Regions from separate parts of the Homo sapiens genome. Here region 1 is linked to region 2. A link is a loop called in an ENCODE intact Hi-C map of the cell type or tissue named here. Cell type or tissue: Calu3. All regions are shown on one strand. Each heading gives the region's core, and the rest is flanking DNA. Links, peaks and the distances in the headings are about the cores only.

Region 1 (7,835 bases), core at 1,482-6,481, 330 kb after region 2:
TTTGCTGCACCTATTAACACGTCATCTAAGTTTTAAGCCATGCATGCATTAGGTATTTGTCCTAATACTCTCCCTCCCCTTGCCCCCCACCCCCTGACAGGCCCCGGTGTATGATGTTCCCCTCCCTGTGTCCATGTGTTCTTATTGTTCAACTCCCACTTATGAGTGAGAACATGCAGTGTTCAGTTTTCTGTTCCTGTGTTAGTTTGTGGAGAATGATGGTTTCCAGCTTCATCCATATCCCTGCAAAGGACATGAATTCATTCTTTTTTTATGGCTCCGTAGTATTCCGTGGTGTATATGTGCCACATTTTCTTTATCCAGTCTCTCATTGATAGGTATTTGGCTTGATTCCAAGTCTTTGCTATTGTAAAAAATGCTGCAACAAATCCAGCAGCACATCAAAAAGCTTATCCACCACATTAAAGTGGGCTTCATCCCTGTGATGCAAGTCTCGTTCAACATAAGCAAATCAATAAACGTAATCCATCACATAAACAGAACCAACGACAAAAACTGCATGATTGTCTCAATAGATGCAGAAAAGGCCATCGATAAAATTCAACACCCTTCATGCTAAAAACACTCAATAAACTACATATTGATGGAACATATCTCAAAATAATAAGAGCTATTTATGACAAATCCATAGCCAATATCATACTGAATGGGTAAAAGCTGGAAGCATTCCCTTTGAAAATTGGCATAAGACAAGGATGCCCTCTCTCACCACTCCTATTCAACATAGTATTGGAAGTTCTGGCCAGGGCAATTGGGCAAGAGAAAGAAATAAAATGTATTCAAATAGGAAGAGAGGAAATCAAATTGTCTCTGTTTGCAGATGACATGATTGTATATTTCGAAAACCCCATCGTCTTAGCCCAAAAACTCCTTAAGCTGGTAAACAACTTCAGCAAAGTCTCAGGCTACACAATTCATGTGCAAAAATCACAAGCATTCTTATACACCAATAATAGACAAGGAGAGAGCCAAATCATGAGTGAACTCCCATTCACAATTGCTACGAAGAAAATAAAGTACCTAGGAATACAAGTTAAAAGGAACATGAAGGACCTCTTCAAGGAGAACTACAAATCACTGCTCAAGGAAATAAGAGAGGACACAAATATTAGATGGATCAATGAGACAGAAAATTAACAATGATATCTAGGACTTGAACTCAGTTCTGGACCAAGCAGACCTAATAGACATCTACAGAACTCTCCACTCCAAATCAACAGAATATACATTCTTCTCAGCACCACATTGCACTTATTCTAAAATTGACCACATAATTGAAAGTAAAATACTCCTCAGCAAATGCAAAAGAACAAAAATCACAATGAACTGTCTCTCAGACCACAATGCAATCAAATTAGAACTCAGGATTAAGAAACTCACTCAAAACCACACAACTACATGGAAACTGAACAACTTGCTCCTGAATGACTACTGGGTAAATAACGAAATGAAGGCAGAAATAAAGATGTTCTTTGAAACAAATGAGAACAAAGACACAACGTACCAGAATCTGTGGGGCACATTTAAAGCAGTGTGTAGAGGGAAATTTATAGCACTAAATGCCCATAAGAGAAAGCAGGAAAGATCTAAAATCAACACCCTAACTATACAATTAAAAAAACTAGAGAAGCAAGAGCAAACAAATTCAAAAGCTAGCAGAAGACAAGAAATAACTAAGATCAGAGCAGAACTAAAGGAGATAGAGTCACAAAAAACCCATTAGGAAATCAATGAATCCAGGAGCTGGTTTTTTGAAGAGATCAGCAAAATAGATGGACCCATAGACAGACTAATAAAGAAGAAAAGAGAGAAGAATCAAATAGACACAATAAAAAATGATAAAGGGGATATCACCACCGATCCCACAGAAATACAAACTATCGTTAGAGAATACTATAAACACCTCTACGCAAATAAACTAGAAAATCTAGAAGAAATGGATAAATTCCTGGACACATACACTCTCCCAAGACTAAACCAGGAAGAAGTCGAATCTCTGAATAGACCAATAACAGGTTCTGAAATTAAGGCAATAATTAATAGTCTGCCAACCAAAAAATGCCTAGAACCGGATGGATTCGCAGCTGAATTCTACCAGAGGTACAAAGAGGAGCTGGTACCATTCGTTCTGAAACTATTCCAGTCAATAGAAAGAGAGGGAATCCTCCCTAACTCATTTTATGAGGCCAGCATTAGCCTGATATCAAAATCTGTCAGAGACACAACAAAAAAAGAAAATTTGAGGCCAATATTTCTGATGAACATAGACACAAAAATCCTCAATAAAATACTGGCAAACCGAATCCAGCAGCACATCAAAAAGTTTATCCACCATGATCAAATCGGCTTCATCCTTGGGATGCAAAGCTGATTCAACATACACAAATCAATAAACGTGGTCCATCACATAAACAGAACCAATGACAAAAACCACATGAAGATGCAGAAAAGGCCTTCGATAAAATTCAACACTCCTTCATGCTAAACACACTCAATAAACTAGGTATTAATGGAACATATCTCAAAATAATAAGAGGTATTTATGACAAACCCACAGCCAATATCATACAAAACGGGCAAAAACTGGAAGCATTCCCTTTGAAAACTGGCATAAGACAAGGATGCCCTCTCTCACCACTCCCATTCAACATAGTATTGGAAGTTCTGGCCAGGGCAATCAGGCAAGAGAAAGAAATAAGGGCATTCAATTAGGAAAAGAGGAACTCAAATTTTCTCTGTTTGCAGATGACATGTTGTATATTTAGAAAACCCCAACTTCTCAGCCTAAAATCTCCTTAAGCTGATAAGCAACTTCAGCAAAGTCTCAGGATACAAAATCAATGTGCAAAAATCACAAGCATTCCTATACACCAATAACAGACAAACAGAGAGCCAAATCATGAGTGAGCTCCCATTCACAATTACTACAAAGAGAATAAAATACTTACGAATCCAACTTACAAGGGATGTGACGGACCTCTTCAAGGAGAACTACAAACCATTGCTCAAGGAAATAAAAGAGGACACAAACAAATGGAAAAACATTCCCTGCTCACGGATAGGAGAATCAATATCACGAAAATGGCCTTACTGCCCAAAGTAATTTATAGATTCAATGCTATCCCCATCAGGCTAATAAGTGAGAAAATAGATGTTCACCCAAACCAAGTAAAAAAAAATTCATAAATATCTATGTAACATGATTTAACTGATAATTCCTAAATAACTATTATAAAAGAATTACTCTAGTAGAATAGGGTTCTGAAAATGGGAAAAGTATGGAGGTGACTTTCAGTCCATTTTATAAATTCTAGCTTATAGGAAATTCATATATTACAAAGGAAAAATCTTAGAACAAATAGAATAAGTTGATTTGTGCTGTTCTTAGTATTGGCTTAGCAACTTCCACAGTTAGGCAAAATCATCACATCATGATAAAAGAATGCAAAAATCCTGTGTCTATATAAGAAATGTGACCTGCATTGCATAGTAGAAGAACCTCAGGCTTAGCCACATTGATGTGGTTTAAGTTAATATCTAACTTAGCTAGTTCCTTTCTTCCTTTAGTTCATTGCAAAGCTTTTTCTGTATCAAGTAGCATTCTCTCTCTCTCTCTCTGTTTCTCAGTAAAGCAATCCAAAAATACCATTCTTAGCTTTTGAGTAAGTCCTCAGTCATCTATGGAAGCTAGAGTTCAAAGCTTTGAAACACTGTTGTGCAATTCCCTTTTTATTCCCCTAATATAGTATAGCACTTAAAAAACTTTCTCTCCGTCCTAATCATTGTCATCATAAATTAAAAGATCATAATCAGTGTAGAGTAGCTGTTCCTCTACTGGATGGAAAACTCTTGGCACTTACACGTCCCTTAATTAGAGAATGGAAGCCATGATGATTCAGCCAATACTCACTGTTCTCTTGGGTAGAGAGTAGAGAGAGGCTCAGTTACAGCTCTTTGAAGATTAAGGTAAGAAGAACACAGGTTTTGGCGTCAGACTAGCAAGAGTGCCAGACGACTCTAGACCACCTATGAGCTGTGCCCTATATTTGTTTGCTAGGGCTGCTGTAACAATGCACCACAAACTGAGTGGCCTAAACAATAGACATCTACTTTCTCACAGTCCTGGAAGCTAAAAGTCCAAGATCAAGGTGTTGGCAGGATGGCTTTCTTCTGAGGGCCTCTTTCCTTGGCTTAGATGGCTATCTTCTCCCTGTGTCTTCAGATGGTCGTTTCTCTGTAACTGCTTGTGCGCCTAGATTTCTTCTTACAAGGACATCAATCATATTGGACAAGGGCTAGTCTTCATGATCTAATTTTATCTAAATTATGTGTTTATAGACCCTGTTTTCAAATATAGTCACATTCTGACATATTAGGGGTTAGAATTTCAACATATGCATCTTGGGTGGACATAATTCAGTGCATCAAATGTGCCCTCATCCAAATTCCTTAGAATTCTGGGGCTTGTTTATTTGGAATGTGTGACATGGTCAATTGTGAAGAATTGTGGATGTTGACCATCAGGTGAAGACCATGCTTCACATACCCAAGGTAGGGGTCATTGTCCCAATATAAGCATATTCATGTCAATCTCTACTTTTCACCATTAAAGTTGTTGCTTTTTAAATAATAACAATGGGTTTACCTGATGTATTCAAAGTATACATTTTTTAAAAATCTGTGTTTCCTAGAGTAATTGCCAAACCTAGCATACTACAAATAAAAGGATATTTATCTAGGTTGAATCTATAAAGACTTGGGATTTATTTAGAATTTACATACTTGGAGATTACTGCATATTAAGATGGCATAGCATCATATATATCCCTATATAATCATATTTATTGATTATTTTTATTTCTTCTTTTCTCCCAACTTTCACATCAAAATAATCACCAGGTTCATGATTATTTTGTGAATGTTTGTGTCCCCCCCCCAATTCATATGTTGAAACCTAACCCCAAGGCAATAATATTAAACAGTGGGGCCTTTGGGAGGTGTTTAGGTCATGAGGGTTCTATCCCAATGAATGGGTTTAGTGCCCTTATAAAAGGGGCCTGAGGAAGCTTGTTTGCCCCTCCTGTCATGTGAGTACACAGCTAGAAGGCAGTATCTATGAATAATAGGTCCTCACCAGACACTGGATCTGCAGGTGCATTGACCTTGGACTTCCAAGCTTCTACAAATACAAGAAATAAATGTGTGCTGTTTGTAAATGACCCCGTCTAAAGTATTTTGTTGTAGCTGCCATAATGGACAAAGACAGTCCACCAGCATCTGTTTGCTACATATGTTTCTCTCCCCATCTTTCCTGCCCTCATCATAGTTCAAGTCCTCAGCTTTTTTTTGGTGGCTGGGGTATGGGTTCTGTACCATTTTAACAGCCTTCTCATTGTTTTTTTTCTCCTTCTAGTCCTGCCATGTCATATCCATAAATACTGTGGTCAAGCTAATGTATCAAACTGCAAATTAGATTACATCTCTAACTCATAATCTATCAATTGTGTGATATTGTATATAGCAGTCTACCTGAAATAATAGTTATATTGGGACAGAAACTGCAGATAACAGTCACATGTGTGACATAGTCCAAGTAATAACTAATGCTATCAGAGGCTGTTCCATAGATAAAATTGACTTGATTGCTCCAACCATTATATACTTTTCTCTCCCATTTGTACGTGATCAGTCTATGCCAGCACCGATTTAGAAAATCAGATCTGAACTCCTTTTCACGACATTCAACACTAGTGATTGAGAAACCCCCAGCCAGACCTGGGCCTGCCCTCCAGTGATTTGGAAGTCCCCAGAGTTCCCCTTGTTGTCAGTTAGAACTCCATTCCTCTCCTTGTTGCTTGAAGTTTTCCATGAACAGATACCTGCCTTCCGGTCTTGCCATCACATTTCGATGGTACGTTTTATGCCATAATCACATCAAGCTCTCATGATTTGTTTGCCTGTTAGTCTCACTCCTAGCCTAAAAGCACCTCCATAGTATTTTCTTCAACTTTATTTCTCTGGTGCACTTAGAAATGTCAAAGCAATAACCACTTGAGATGAAAAAAATATCAGAAGGTATAGAAGTGACAGACACTTTCTGCACCTAAATATTTTTAATCTTCATCATGTTTATGGATATCTTCATGAAGAAATTAGGATAAGGGAAGAAAAGAAAGAAATGAAGGAATAAGTATGGGAACAAAACAATGAAAAAGAGTATGAGAAAGGGTGAATTCATCCTGATTTTGTATACCCTATCCCAGGATTCACCCACCCAATAATCACCAGACCTGTGCACACAACAAGGGTGGTCCAGCCATCCCAACTCTGCTGACTACAAGCAGGCTGATCTTGCTGCCTTCATGCTGTGTTCCTCCTCTCTTGCTCTTTTTGAGAACATGCCCAGCTCCTGATCCCTTGTCTTCATCTTCCCTTCCTGTTTTTGTTCCAATTTTGAATCTTTCTCAGTCATTGAGAACCATTTCTGCTGTGGCAGCTTGGCCATCACTCCAGACGAAACTTTGACAGAAAAGAAAAAGATTAAAAAAGTCAAGGAAGAAGAAATGAGAAAGCAAGGAAAAAATGAGGGAAAAGAAGAGAAGAAAGAAAAAGAAGAGAAGAAAGAAAAAGAAGAGAAGAAAAAGACAAGGAAGAGAGAAGGAGTCAAAGCATTTCATGGAGTTAATTTATCATTTTTCTCTCCACGATCTTTTATTTCTATTTGGATTATTCACTTGACTCTCATTTAGCATAAAGGCAGAAAATGTTTTCCTTAAATGTCCCATAAGAGTGGCTTGGATTTTTCACTCCATAGAGAAATCACAAAATTTTGACTCAATTGAATGTAACTAAAATTGTTCCAAAGAAGAATTATTATTAAAAAGCTCTTGGCTGTGAAAATGAGAGTAACTTTAGTCTGGAAAAGGATTTTTTGGAAAAAAAAAAAAAAACACACCCTCCTACTGCCTCTGAACTAAAGGGACACAAAAACCATGATAATAAAACAGGCCCATTCAACTTTCCATGGAAAGCTGTGACCCAAACACTTAACAAAGAAGGACAGTCTTGAATTAGCAGTAATGCTGGTGTTTTTTATACACACACACAAGAATGACTTTAAGGATACTTTTGTCAATCTTTTAGTCCTGATGAGCAAAGTTCATATTTTCTTTTAAAATTTTTAGGCTCAGGGGTACATGTGCAGGTTGGTTATAAAGATAAATTCGTGTCATGGGAGTTTGGTGTACAGATTATCTCATCATCCAGGTAATAAGTATAGTACCTAATAGGTATTTCTTTTCTGATCCTCTCTCTCTTCCCACCCTGCACCCTCAAGTAGGGCCCCGTGTCTGTTGTTCTCCTCTTTGTGTCCATGTGTTCTTGTTATTTAGCTCCCATTTGTAAGTAAGAACATGCGGTCTTTAGTTTTCTGTTCTTGCATTAATTTGCTAAGGATAACGGTCTCCAGCTCCATCCATGTTGCCACAAAGGAGATGATCTCATCCCTTCTTGTGGCTTCATAATATTCCATGGTGTATATGTACCACATTTTCTTTATCCAGTCTACCATTGATAAGCATTCATGTTGATACCATGTCCTTGCTTTTGTAAATAGTGCTGCAATGAACATAACACATGTATGTGTCTTTATGGTAGAATAATTTATATTCTTTGGGGTATATTATATACCCAATAATCATATTGCTGAGTGTAATTCCATTTTTAGTTCTTTGAGGAATCATCACACTGCTTTCCACAGTGGCTGAATTAGTTTACACTCCCACCAGCAGTGGATAAACATTCTCTTTTCTCTG
Region 2 (7,835 bases), core at 1,544-6,543:
AAAGTTAAAAAACTTAAAAAGTTTATAGAGTTAAAAAAGTTACAGTAAACTAAGGTTAATTTATTATTAAACAAAGAAAATGTTAAAAATAAATTTAGTGTAGCCTAAGTGTACAGTGCTCATGAAGCCTACAGTAGTGTACAGTAATGTCCTAGGCCTTCACATTCACTCACTGACTCACCCAGAGCAACCTCCAGTTCTGCAAGCTGCAGTCATGGTAAGTGACCTATACAGGTGTACCAATTTTTGTCTTTTATACCATATTTTTGCTGTACCTTTTCTATGCTAAATTTAAATAAACAAATTCCATTGTGTTACAGTTGTCTACAGTATTCAGTACAGTAATGTGTTGTACAAATTTGTAGACTAGGAGCAATAAACTATACCGTATATCCTAGCTGTGTAGCTAGGATAGTCGTAGCTGTTGCTGTGTAGATAGCTGTAGCTGTGTAGTAGGCTATACCTTCCAGGTTTGTGAAGTATGTGAAGGATGTTTACACAATGACAAAGTCACCTAACAGTGACATTTCTCAGAGAATATCTTGTTGTAAATGATGCATGAATGTACATACATATATATGTGTGTATATATATATATAATTTGTCTCACAAAATTTTAAGTTTAACTTTATAAAATAGTCATTTTTTCCATGTAATTACAAACTCCTAGTAATCATATTTTAATGGTTGAGTAATAATCCAACTTATTCTTATATCAGTCCTTATAGTAATATTTTTGTGTGTATTTCTGTATTTTTTAGTAGAGACAGGGTTTCACTGTGTTAGCCAGGATGGTCTCAATCTCCTGACCTCGTGATCCACCTGCCTCAGCCTCCCAAAGTGCTGGGATTACAGGCGTGAGCCACCACGCCTGGCCAGTAATTTCTTACTTTCTACCTAATATAAATAATTTAATAATGAGAATCTTTGTGCCAACATCCTCTTCTCTCTTCCTCTTTTCTATGTTTCCCTACTCACAACCATAATGGCAGCTACCAAGCAACTTTCCTAAAACATGTGCCTTGCCTTGATGCAAATCCGCAACATCAGCAAAACAAATTTAAATGCCTTAGCCTGGCATCCAATATACTTCATACGCTGATTCAGTCTACCTTCCAAGTCTCATCTTTGACCTCTCCTGTATTCTAAACTCCAGTCATACTCACAGCTTGGGAAAAGCCACATGCACTTGCAATTCTGCATAACTGTTCATGCCATTCCTTCTACCTAAAATGCTCTTCTCTCCATGCCTATCTGTGAAACTTCTGCCCAATGACCAATCCTCATTCCAAATTTCATTTTCTCTTTCAGCTCTTTCTAACCATATTAAGTTGCTGTGCCTCCTCACTCCTCTGTTTCTCTGAACTCAGACTGTCATGCTTGATTTTATGTTTCATTGTTGTATTTGTGTGTCTGGAACCGTTGGCTCAAAATGTTATTATAGAAGTGAATGAATTGTGTGTGTTTTATATACGTACCTACCACGTTACCTGAGGACAAGGCCTAAGATATATTTATCCATGTTGGCTACAGTGTCTACCAAGGTCCATGCATATATAGGTCCTTAATTTTCAAATAAATTAATCTGTGCTGCTTGGCTTGAGCCCAGGAAACTACAGGAATTTGTAGCTATATAGGCTGAAATTGGAACTACAAGTTCTTGGATTATTGATTATCTAAGGTTGCTAAATTGATGCTATGAAGGACTTCTGAAATATTAGGATATTTACTGAAGTACATAACTATGCTAATGTTACAGACTTCCTAAAACCATGTTATGATGGAACTGTATGGGAACTTTGCAGTCTCTGGATTTGACTATTTAATTTTTTTGATAAGAAAACGGGGCCAGGGAGGTGCCTGATGCCATCAGCCATCACTGTTAGAGCGAGGCATGGGTCGAAAGTCTGTGCTTCTGGTCCAGGGCTCAATTGCTGCAACTTACTGTCTTGATTTTCTCAGGGCAGTCCCTGTTTTGATCCTTTATAATTAAAAGGAAGATCATCTTCAAAAAAACAAAACTTATCTAATCAAATTTAAGTTACCGTTTGTGTCTGGCTTGGGAAAATGGGGCCAATACTCAGAACGTGTAGTTTCTTTTCAATTTAATTGTGATTATTCATGGCTCTTAATTTTGTGTTACTCCTATTAGACTAGGTATTTGCATTTGAAAGCAGGTACCTGATTCTTCGGGACACTTCAAAGGTCAAATTTCACTATTAAGCTACATTTCCCTCAAAATACATGTTTAGGCCAGGTGCGGTGGGTCACGCCTATAATCGCAGCACTATGGGAGGCCAAGGTGGCGGATCACGGATCACGAGGTCAGGAGATCGAGACCATCCTGGCCAACATGGTGAAACCCCTTCTCTACTGAAAATACAAAAATTAGCTAGGTGTGGTGGTGCATGCCTGTAGTCCCAGCTACTCAGGAGGCTGAGGCAGGAGAATCACTTGAACCCGGGAAGTGGAGGTTGCAGTGAGCTGAGATCGCACCACTGCACTCCAGCCTGGGTGACAGAGTGAGACTCCATCTCAAAAAAAAAAAAAAAAAAAAAAAAAAAAAAAAAAAAAAACCATGTTTAGGTGCCAGAAATTCCTTCTAGCTGAGTAATGAATGTTTCTGAGTATTAAATAATCACAGTCACTGGAAGTTAGAAAGGATCTTAAGACTATTGATCTCTGTGATCTTATTTTATATTCAGGGAACTGAATTTTAAAGAGGTAATGGCTTTCTGAAGGCTCCCATAGCAGTCAGGAGCAGGAACAGAAGTCTTTCCAAGATAACACTCAGTTATCATCATCTTTGGGTAAAGTCAGAGGAAAATGAAGGAAGGCTTTGCCCTTATGAGGGTTATATAACAATGTGATAGTTATTGGCCACCTCATTAGTTAACAAGCATAGTAGAGATATTTCCAATGGAAAACAAGCCAGATTCAGACATTGATACGACCTGGATGATTCAAAGATGAGTGTTAAGAGACATCAAGTAGGGTGATGATGGAGATGCAAGCTGTTATTAAAACAACCCCTTGCCTTGTCATGGCCACAGCCTTCAGTCAGTGAGCTCACAGAGGTCTGGCACTTTCTTCCATTTGGTATCTCCAGCATTTGGAACACTGTCTAGCTCACATTAGTGAATGTGTTTCGAATGAATGAAGGGTCTGATGAGAGAGAGGTGACTAAACAAGTATGGCTTTGTAATTAAGAAAAGAAAGGAAGAGAGAGAGAAAAAATAAATAAATAGCAAAAACCAAAACTCAAATATATTTTTGATACTGAGTTATAAACATATAGTGTCTCATTAAGGCTTTGTTAAGTAAATCTGGCTTGGGAAATTGTACTTCAATCACTTAGATATGAAATACGAGGGAAAGATGAGTAAACTACACAGTATTGACCACACAAACAGTGAGTGAGAGACCAGATACAATCTACCCAAAGCTGGACTCCTGGGTATATATTTGCCCAATTATTTATTTATTCATTCATTCATACAACACCTGCATAAGTGCCATTTGGTTCGATACAAAACTGACAAGGTGACTACTTTTAAGGAGCTCACCATGTATCTACTCCAAATATATTCAGCGACTTCCCTCTCCACCCCCACTCTAAATGTGTATGTTCTATAGCATAAAATAAAATGAGAAAATACTAAAAAGACAACATTTTAAGGGAGTTTGATACTATTCTTTATGTGTTGTCAATAGGAATTTAAGGATGCCCACTTAATTCGTGATTTTGTCCCCAGACCTGGGAATTCACAAATGATTCTGGAATTTCCTTCAAACAAGATACCTTTCCTCCAAAGGCATTTGTACATCTCAGGAATGTAGTTAGTGGCAGCTGCTCCCCCCCCCCCCACCCCCGCCACCAACCAGGTCTAATGTCATAAACTCTGCAGGAATCCTGTCTGTGGTTCTGCACATTCAGGACTCGCAATCAGTCCTTACATGGGCAAAAGCTTGTTTGCTCTGCACTTGCATTAACCTCAGATCAGTTAAGCAAACCCAAAAACACAATGGCTTGGGTATAAGATACCATTCTACTTAGAGTGGCCTAAGATTTCTAAAAATGCCCACAGCAAGCAACTCAGGATGACTACCCAAAATGTAGATAGAGTAATAGGGAGATGTGTTCTAGCTAAAATCAACCAATAAACAGAAAACTGGTAACCCATGTCTGATGTTCTAATCCAATGTTGTTGTTGTTTTTATTTCATTGTTCTTGGTGAATTCTATTGAAAAGCAAAGATTCTTTTCAAATTCAAAGAAATTTTATTATATTATACAATGACTGTGTAAAAATTAAGATTATATAGTGAAGCACACTGAGCAGGGATGATAAATAAAATATTTCACTAGAAATGCATTCAACAGTCAGAACAGATACTGACCATAGACAACTGCTATGTTTGTACTGGTGCATATTAATACCAGCCCTGCTTCTGTGCTGAGCTCACTGATTTGTGTTACATGAAAATCACACTATATATCTCTTACAGGTGAAGATCAACACATAAAACATCTAAATTACATTTAATGCCCATTATACAGGTGAATAACAACATCAAACACAAGAATATTTATTCTTTGTCCCAACTTCATCCATTTCATCTTCTCTACTAGACTATTTCTATTAATATAAAAGCATATTGTATATTATGTCTTCCTAGTTAAAAAAACACAAAAAAAAGCCCAAAGCAAAATATTTCCTTTATACTATACTATCCTCTGTCTACTCTGTTCTACTTCTTTTCCTTATAGCAGAATTTCTGGAAATAATTTTTTCACACTCACTGTCTTCCTTTCTCTTTCTTTTACTTGCTCCTGAATCTCCTTTAATTGGGCTTTCCTCCCTCTTCTGAAAATGCTCTCATTAAAGTTACCAGGGTCATGCTCATTGCCAAATCAATGGGCACCTCTCAGACCTCCTCCGTGTGAATGTTTGCAGTATTCAATGCAGTTGCAGTTGGTTTCACTCTCCTTATTGAAGCATTCTTCTTAGCCTTCTTTGCTGAATCCTTCACTTTTCAGTTTTGAATGACATGTACACTCTTGGAGATCTCATCCAACTCCCAGACTTCAGTGACTACTTCTACAGAAACCTCCCCAACAGGGAGGCCTTCCTTGACCACGCACCCTGCAGTAGCAACCATTGCCTGTCTTTAGTCTCTTGCTCTGATTTGTTTTTCTTCATAGCACTTATTACTACCTACTGTTCTATGATCTATCTAGCTTATCTCTATTGTTTGCCTATTGTCTGTCTCCTCTGCCAGAATACAGCTCCAGAGGATAGAAACTATCTTGTTTACTGATGTTATTTTAATACCTGAAAAAAGTGCCTGTCCCAGAGTATGGACTCACTAAATACTTGCTGAGTAAATAAATGAATGTTCACAAATGGGGACTAAAAGGCTAACAAGCAAGATCTTTTTCACGCTATGTAAATTTATGAAAAGTGACCTTATTTTAATTTGCAATGGCAAATTATGGAAGGGCTTGGTCAGGTCTGCCATGGGTCAAATCCAGCCATGCTTGCTTGCTTGCTTGCTTGCTTGCTTGCTTGCTTGCTTGCTTGCTTGCTTTTTCTTTCCTTCCTTCCTTCCTTCCTTCCTTCCTTCCTTCCTTCCTTCCTTCCTTCCTTCCTTCTTTCTTTTCTTTTCTTTTCTTTTCTTTTTTTTTTGAGACAGCGTTTCACTCTGTCGCCCAGGCTGGCGTGCAGTGGTGCGATCTCAGCTCATTGCAACCTCTGCCTCCCAGGTTCGAGCGATTGTCCTGCCTCAGCCTCCGGAATAGCTGGGACTACAGGAGCATGCCACCATGCCTGGCTAAATTTTTGTATTTTTAGTAGAGACAGGGTTTCACCATGTTGGCCAGGCTGGTCTCTAACTCCTGACCTCAAGTTATCCACCCACCTCAGCCTCTCAAAGTGCTGGGATTACAGGTATGAGCCACCGTGCCTGGCCTACACATTTCTTTTACATATTGTCTGTGACTGCTTTCCCATTGCAGTGACACAATAGAGTAGTAAAGGCAGAGATAATGTATGGCCCACAAAGCCAAAAATACTTACTACCTGGGACTTTCCAGAAAAAGTTTGTTGGCCCCTGGTTTATTATACACATTAGGTAGGCAGTAAAATGTAAAGGTTAAGAGTATAGCTCTGGAGCCAGATGTCCTAGGTTCAAATGCCATTTCCTCCTTTGCCCTGCTGCAGCCTTAGTTAAGTCACCTCTCCTCATTCTGTCTCAGTTTTCTCAACCATTAAATGGAGATAACACCAATACTAACCACACTGGGTGGTTGTGAAGATAAAATGAGTTAATACTTGTGAAATACTTAAAATCTTCCAGAAATATACTCATGAATATTACTGTATGGTGAGAAAGTAATTGAAACTGGTTTGAAAGAATTGAGGGCAGGTATATCAAAGTGTAGCTATGTGCATTTAATTTATCCTGACAGACATATTACAAACGACTAAGTTCATTTCCCTCCTTCACTGGTTCATTCTGTTGGATCTTGGGTTAGTTGGTATGAACAGATACATTTTCCTTCTGTTGCAGATGGAAAAATTTACACGTAGACTGTGTTTTTCCTTAACTAATTTTTGCGGGATACATACAAAAAGCAAATAATCGGTGTGTCATCTACTGTCTGTTTTGATGGAATTTGGGAAAAAACTCAGCTGAAATCAGACAGACAGGCACTGTGTGGGAGTCTCTATGACGATTTGTCTGGTGGTCCCCTTTTCACTGGATTTTACCCTGTTAGGTGGACAGTGTCAAAGGCATCCTAGGATGACTCCCCAAGCATCCTCGTAAATTTCCTCCTCTGGTCTTGGTCTTCACACTTGGAATCTCTGGTGTGATTTGTCCTGTCTGCTCTTCAGTGTCCAGGTCAAGTTCTTCCTCTTCTGGGATGGCTTCCAGTGAGCTCTCCATTCTGTCAATGCCTGTGACCCATTCACTTGTCCCCTAGCTGAAGGCACTTGTTAACTTTTTAATTTTTAATCTTCTAAAAAACATCCTATTTTCACTAACTAGAGTTCTATTTGATTGAGGTAAGGGATTGAACCTTCCTCCTTGGTATGCTCAGCACGTAAGAAGAGTGCCCTACACAAAGCATCTGCTTGGAATTGGCTACCATCGATCTATCAATGGAAATTCTTTTTTTGTTTGTTTGTTTTTGAGACATAGTCTCACTCTGTCGCCCAGGGTGGAGTACAGTGGCATCATCATAGCTCACGGCCCTCATGAACTACTGGCCTCAAGGGATCCTCTAAAAGTGCTTGGTTTAACAGGCATGAACCACTATGCCCAGCTAATTGACAGTAGTTCTTAATGTGGTTTCTGGGGTGCAGCACCTGCCAATGTCTTCTGCCTCCTGCATCTTGTTCTCACGTTCTGTGCTCTGGCTATCACGCTCCAACCTTCCATGCTCACGTCCTCCTCATGCTAGTCCCTATGTCTGAATTGCCCTCTCCTCATCTTCACATTGTCAACTGCCAGTCATCTTTCAGATATGAGTTCAACAGTCACTGCTTCAAGGAAGCTTCTGGAACAGGTTTTCTCACTGTAGACCAAGACCATGTTGGGGCCTCTCCTCAGACTGCTCTGCCTTTTCCTTCATGGTACCATCATATCCATAGTTATAGACTGAATTTTTATGTGGTTATCTGGTGAATGTCTATCTCTTCTACTAGAGTGAGCTCTCCATGATGAAGAACAACGTTTGCTTAAATGACATTTTATCTCCAAGATCTAGTGTAGTGATTGACTCATAGTTTTTGAATGAATGAGCAGTGAGTAGCTGACAAAGATAAGGGG

The links. A loop is a pair of places that touch in the nucleus more often than their neighbours do. Peaks named below come from ENCODE experiments on the same cell type or tissue, not always from the same donor. Only the 100,000 strongest peaks of a DNase experiment are listed, where the experiment ranks them.
Region 1: it touches region 2 in a loop (2.2-fold over the local background); 2 of 110 quality-filtered maps call a loop at or near these places.

The regions. Positions count from the first base shown.
Region 1 is chr1:218,819,841-218,827,675 of GRCh38, forward strand. No RefSeq gene overlaps it. Among named protein-coding and RNA genes, the nearest start is that of LINC01710, 95 kb to the right of the region's middle. In Calu3, for the core only: no CTCF peak of the experiment used is centred there; a DNase peak (open chromatin) is centred at 3,531.
Region 2 is chr1:218,485,262-218,493,096 of GRCh38, forward strand. No RefSeq gene overlaps it. Among named protein-coding and RNA genes, the nearest start is that of LINC02869, 21 kb to the right of the region's middle. In Calu3, for the core only: no CTCF peak of the experiment used is centred there; a DNase peak (open chromatin) is centred at 3,949.